Regions from separate parts of the Mus musculus genome. Here region 2 is linked to region 1. A link is a contact called in ENCODE Hi-C or POLR2A ChIA-PET data. All regions are on one chromosome and are shown on one strand. Each heading gives the region's core, a stretch centred on a gene start or an enhancer-like site at or near the end of the contact. The rest is flanking DNA. Distances are from core to core; before and after follow the strand shown. Region 1 holds the start of Zfp619 (zinc finger protein 619). Region 2 holds the start of AI987944 (expressed sequence AI987944).

The links. Hi-C counts contacts between places; a loop is a spot of excess contacts on that map. ChIA-PET counts read pairs that join two places held with the same protein, here RNA polymerase II (POLR2A).
Region 2: a map of T-helper 17 cell shows a loop between it and region 1 (7-fold over the local background). The contact joins the promoter of AI987944 here to the promoter of Zfp619 in region 1. A Hi-C loop is called at or near these places in 1 of 37 maps with a recorded cell type or tissue (T-helper 17 cell). POLR2A ChIA-PET finds 5 or more read pairs at or near these places in 1 of 5 experiments (embryonic stem cell).

The regions. Positions count from the first base shown.
Region 1 is chr7:39,516,275-39,519,432 of GRCm38, forward strand. It overlaps Zfp619 (zinc finger protein 619), which reads left to right and starts at 1,492. Exons shown (of 4, transcript NM_001004139.2): 1 at 1,492-1,590. The coding sequence starts at 1,588.
Region 2 is chr7:41,391,996-41,395,206 of GRCm38, forward strand. AI987944 (expressed sequence AI987944) reads right to left here and starts at 1,384. Exons shown (of 5, transcript NM_001199330.1): 1 at 1,232-1,384. It overlaps Gm17102 (predicted gene 17102), which reads left to right and starts at 1,703. Exons shown (of 2, transcript NR_166533.1): 1 at 1,703-2,025.

The DNA.
Region 1 (3,158 bases), core at 242-2,741:
CTCTTCCCTGGGGCCTCAAGTCTCTTGAGGATTAAGCACATTTTCTCCCACTGGGAATATATATCTGCTATATATGTGCCAGGGGCCTCGAGTCGGCCCACGTATGCTCCTGGTTCAGTCTCTGGGAGCTTCCTGGGTATTTACAATTTTTTTTTGATACTTAAAATTTACTTTCTGTAGACATTTATCAAGTGCTTATTATATGATAGGTGGAGTATGTTTGAGATGTTTGAACAATTTTAGTTTAGGGTATTTCCATAGCTCAGGCCAGCTCTGCCTCAGTCTTTGAAGTTCTGAGGTTACAGTCCCTTGCCCCCAAGCCCAGCTTCATTTTCTTGGCATTAGTTTGTTGGCAGCTGAAATAAACCAAGTTGGCCTTGTACTCACAGAGATCCACCTGCCTCTGCCTCAGGAACGCTGGGATTAAAGGGATGCGCCATCACAGCCCATGAACCCACATTCTTACCTCTCAGTATCAATTGATAAGTATCTTATTAGATTTCATTTTATTTCATGGGCAAAAGTAGAAGGCATGAGTTCCTCTGAAACTGAATTTACAGGCAGTTGTGAGTTGACAGATGTGTGAGCTTGGGAAGAGAACTAAGGTTCTCTGGAAGAGCAATACACACTCTTTAACCTCCTATCCTCCAGCCCTTTTATTTATTTCTGTAATTAGTTTTTTGCCTTCAAGTTTGAGGTGGGTACCCAAGATTCAACCTCTGGTTTCAACCATGCTATGGAAGCATTGTATTACAGAGTGTTTCTGTGTTGTGTGTGTTTCTGTTCTGAGACTGGCCTTGAATCCAGTCTGTAGCCTTGTCAGATGCCTGATTTTCCTGCCTCAGCCTCCCATGTACTGGGATTACAGGACCTAGCTAGACTGGTCTCTAAATTTGGCAGTCTCTTTATCCCCACCTCCCTTTCAAAAGTAAATAACAGTTGCGCTTAAATTTTTTTTTTTAATCAACTTTTGGAAAAGCGAAATGGCTCAGCGAGTAAAGGTGCTTGCTTCTAAACCCTATGAATTGAGTTCGATCCCCAGGACCCATAAGGTGCAAAGGGGCCATCAACTCTAGCTAATTGCCCTTTAACTTCCACTCATGCTCTGTGGGACACATGTTCTTCTGCCACACTTTTCTTTTAACTAAATACATGCAATTAAAATTTTTAAATTAACCTTTTGTATAAAAATTCACGGCGATCCCTATACTAGCCATTGCGTGTAGTGGACAGTGCGAACGCACGACTCTAGACGGCAGGTCCAGCTCTGGAAGGCAGGAGTAAGTTCCTAAAAGGAAAACTCCTTCACGTGTGTACTCGGGGGACAAGCCACGGGCCACAAGGACCCGCTGGGCTGCCTTTGTCTCTTCGCTTCCACTCTCTCCTGTCACTCCGGCCTTGCTAGCCATTCAGAGCAGCCAGACCAGCTGTCCAATAAAGGGCGCTGCCGAGCGGCGAGAGGCGGGTTTTTCGCCGCCATGCTCCGGGTTCCCCTTTAAGGCTGAGCGAGGTGCCACTTGAGCCGCGCTTGCGAGCTCCGCTGCCAGGACCTGTGGGGAGAGTGCAGTCGAGATCGGAAGCCGCGCCATGGTGAGCAAGGGGCTGCTGTCCTCAGACGGGGAGGAGAGGCGGGCTGAGCCCCGGGAGGCCGTCTGGTGGAGCCTCCTTGCGGCTGGAGCGGAAGCGCTGTTCTGGGCCCCGGCTCTGGTCAGCTCCGCCCCTCGGGCCGCGCTTGCGTAGAGCGCAGAGCGCGGTGGCAGGAGGCTCCGCCCCTCTCGCCTTTTCGGGTGACGTCACTTTGTTACGGGCTCTTAGGCAGTGTTGTGAGTCCAGTTCGTCTCAGTTATCTTTAAGAGGTTCTGTACTTCGCATTTCATTATTTAGGTTTAGAATACACTTAGAGTTAATTTTCGTGACAGTTATAAAGTCCTTTATTAATTTCTTACATATAGATGTTAAGGTGGCTCACTAATATTTATTAATGAAGGGAATTCCTTGAGTTTTCTTTGTTTCTTTGTCAAAAACAGCTAACTGTATTCTTTTACCTTTATTTCCTAATTTTCTCTTTATCTTTTTATTGTGAAATAGGACATTTGTTTTGGCTTTTGAAATAGGGTCTCTCTACGAAGTCCTGGCTCCCTCCGGAGCTCTCTTTGTAGACCAGGCTGGCCTTGCATGCACTCACAGATATCCTGCCTCTGCCTCCGGAATGCTTTGATTAAAGATGCTGGGCTGAGAACATTCTCCAGAGTAGATTGCTTTTATTATTGTAGTTTAAACAAAGTTTTACAGTCAGATGATAGTGCGCGCGCGCGCGTGTGTGTGTGTGTGTGTGTGTGTGTGTGTGTGTGACCTATTCTAGTGTGCTGACTGTTTTCTTTAGAGATAGACACTCATGACTCAGTCTATGCTTAAACTCGCTGTGTTACCGAGGGTTAACTTTGAACTTCTGATCTTTCTTTTTTCACTCACCGCAAGAGTGAGTGTAATTCAAAAAGTGAAAGAAACTCGAAGTACGGAACCTCTTAAAGATAACGCAGAGAAACTAGACCTGCAATACCACCCGATTAAAGACTAAAGATATGTGTCAGCCATTTCTGTCTTTATGTAGTGCTTCAAAAGGAACCCAAGGCTTCTTCCTGCTCCTCAGAAGGCTCTATACCAACTGTGCTACTTACCAGTCTCATGTGTTTTCCCTTCCCGCACAATCTTTATTTTTAAGATTTATGTATTTTATATGTTTGAATGTTTTGTATGCATATTACATAATGCCTAGTTCCCTCGGAGGGGAGAAGATGGCGGTAAGTCCCTTGAGCTTGAGTTGATGTTTGTGAACCCCACGGGTGCTGAGAACCCAATGGGGAATCCCTTGCTAGAACAAGATTTCTTAACCACTTAGCTTTCTCTTTAACACTGCAGTTTTCTCATCCTGTGTTCAATTTCACTTTGCGAGGTCAAAAGACCCAGGGGTCTTATATCACACATGCTACATATCAGATATTTACATTATGACTCATACAAGTAACAAAATTACGGTTATGAAGTAGCAACAAAATAATTTTACAGTTGGGGGTCACCACAACACGAAGAACTGTGTCAAAGGGTTGCAGCACTAGGAAGGTTGGGAACCACTGCTTTAGACTTTGCATACAACCGAT
Region 2 (3,211 bases), core at 134-2,633, 1.9 Mb after region 1:
ATATGTAGCAGTAGCAGAGGACTGCCTTAACTAACATCAATGGGAGGGGAGGAGCTTGGTCTTGTGGAAGCTTGTTGCCCCCCTGGGGGTAGGGGGGGATGCTAGAAGGGTGAGGCAGGAGTGGGTGAGTGGGTAGGAACCCTCATAGAGGCAAAGGGGAGGGGATGGGATGGAGGTTGTGGAGGGGAGACCAGGAAGGGACAACATTTGAATGTAAATAAGTAAAATAATTACTACTAATAATAAAGACAAAGGAAGAAAAAAAGGAAAAAGAAAAAGAAAAGTTCTATTTTACTCTCAATACATGAGGGCCTACCTGGCTCTGTCAAGCATGTTCCTGGGTTTGAGAAAGAGCTATGCCATTTTCTATACATAAGGGCCTCACAGAAAGCCTTGCTTGATCAAGCCAGTCCTGGACCCAACAGTGTTTTCCCTTTTCAAAGAGTTGCCAGCCGGTGTTCTCCTGCGAATATGGCAGAACTATGCTTTTTCTCAAGAAGAAAACTAGCAGCACTTTGTGATAAACAGCCTTTAATGTTGATTGGGACTCTATAACGCTCCCTTGAGCAGCCAGTTCTTTGCTATGAGGATGGCCCTAGTGGCTGGTTGTCAATCAGAGTAGCCTCCTTTGTTAAGCACTGGAGCACTTTTCTGGACAATCCTAGTGAACAAATATATCTATCCTAGCATCCTGATCTCTAACGGGTCTGGTTAGCACACTACTTATCTGTAGGGTGTCTCAGAGGCATTCCTCCCTCAGCTAAACTCTACTTGCTGTCGCTTAACTATCTCCTAAGCATTGGTAAATCCTTTAACATCATCAATTCTACTCTTCTACACCACAGTTTGATATGGGAGTGCTACCCAACATGAGATGCCTTTTATAACTTCTACAGAATTAACTCCAAATAGGTCTTACAGCTAAATGTTAAATGATGGGGGAGTTAACTTTTAGAAGTAGAGAAACTAGGCCTCTCTGAGTTTGACATCCTGCTAAGGATGTTTCCACACACAAGTCTCTGAGCCAGATGCTTTGAGCAGATGCCGCCCTCATAGTGAAGTTATTCACAGCCCACCGCTGGGTTCAGGGAATGACTAGGACAAAAAGGGAAGTAACAGGTGGTCAGATCTGGCCACACTTACCACCCAGACCCAGGGACAAGCCACCATACCAACTTCTGCTACACAACTGCCTGCTCCTTCCCTCTGTGGGCAGTGGCTCTGCACTCACCATGTCGCGAATTAGCAACTTGCTAGAGCTTCCCTCACAGCACCCAGCAGCAGCGCTTAGAGAAAAACAATCAGAACTTTTCCAGCAGGGTCCGTTATAGAGCTGAAACTGCCGCAAGGAACCCGGAAGGTCCCGCCTTCTCTCCTGACTGACAAATCCACCCCAAGGCTCCGATTGGTCACTAAGTCTTGCGTAACATGAACAGCTCCACCTCAAGGTTCTGATTGGCCATTAAACCTCCCTTAGGGTTAGAATGTGCAGATGGGACTCCGCTTGGTTGCTGGCCTGGTCTTCCACTACAGTATCATTCTTTCTGCAGATACACAGAGATTTGAATTTCAGTAGCGCTTGTGCCTGTTTTCCAAAAGCATACCCGTCTGTCTTCCCATCCAGCTCTGGGGAGAACCCACCGCGTCAGCTCGGGCTGCTCCTCCCCTTTGTAGGAATTGACCCTGCCCTCCCTAGCTCTCTAAATCGGGAAATCTGGAGCTTGCTTGAACTACCTTTGCTTTATTCATTAGGCACTTCCCTTTCTTCCTCCGGAAATGAAGGTGGATATGTAATGGAAATCAAGCTTGCGTATGTAATTGCCAAAATTAGCCTGTAAGCGTTACCGGCCCAGGAGCCAGGTAACTTCTAGCGATTCTGGGAATTGTAGTTTTTTTTTCTAAGTAACCCTCGTGAGAAAGTGCGGTGGCCAAATTGATTATCTGTATAAACCCCTACAATATGTGACCGGGGGCTATTCCGGCTGGGAAATTCTGCGGATATTTCTGACCCAGGTCCATCTCTTGGTCAGTACCTAATATTTAATAAACTGTTGCTTTTAATTTGGACCGAAATGGTGGTGGGGGGGGGGGAGGAGGAGGAGGGGGGGGGGAGGAGGAGGAGGAGGATGAGGAGGAGGGGAGGAGGAGGAGGAGGAGGAGGAGGAGGAGGAGGAGGAGGAGGAGGAGGAGGAGGAGGAGGAGGAGGAGGAGGAGGAGGAGGAGGAGGAAGAGAAAAAGCCCCAAATTCTCTTTTCATCCCGGATAATGGAGGGGTGGGCTGACCCAGCTGTGTCTAGGGTCTCCAGGAAATGCATTCCCTCTGCAGAATCCCAAGGTGAATGGCAGACTCTAAACAGTAAGCTTCCTGTTGGTTCCTGGATTATGGTTAAGAGATACCCTGTCTGATAAACAGGGTGAAATTGATGGGGTTTGTACACCCCATTCGGGCAATTGGGAGACGCCTATTTTTTTATTTTACTTTTTTATTCTTTATTTTTATGTATTTATTTATTGAGTAATTTCTGCGTAGTTGGAAGTTCATCCAAGGCCATCAGTTATTTTCTGATCCGTTATTTGCCTTGGAGCCTTGGAAATGCCATCTACTGACGCTGGGTGACAGAAACTGCAGTGGCCCAGTATGTGGCAACTTCACCTGGGTTCCAACGCCTAGGCTGTTCAACAAAGCAATTTCCAGAGGATACCAGGCAGTCCAGGGATTATACAAGAAATCAGTTGAAACACAATCCTATTGGTAAAATTGTCATAATCAGTCTGGTGAAACCTCTGTGCGACACCAATTCAGTCTTTACTGTTGTCTGTTTTGTGACTTGTCCACATCCGGTCTGTCCTCGTGGGTTACTATTTAGGGGGCGTCTAAATTAAACAAACACACAATATAAGGACTGATGGACCTAGAAGTAGCAAAGACCAATTTTAAATATTGTTGTCTTATATATCAGATCTGTCTTTGTATGATCTGTCTAGTGAAGCTGAGCCTCTGAATTTGTGATGCTCTGACTTGGGATGGTATCCAGGAGCCAAAGACTCTACCTTTCAGTCTACCTACAGTCGCAGGCCCTTCTTTTGCCTGCTCCTACCTCTGTCTAGCTGGCAGGAAAGCTGGGTCGATAAAAATGTAACATCTTAGAACACCAAGCATGGGTAAGGGGGACTTGCGGTTAAAGAATTCACAAGTAACACTTGGGGCCCA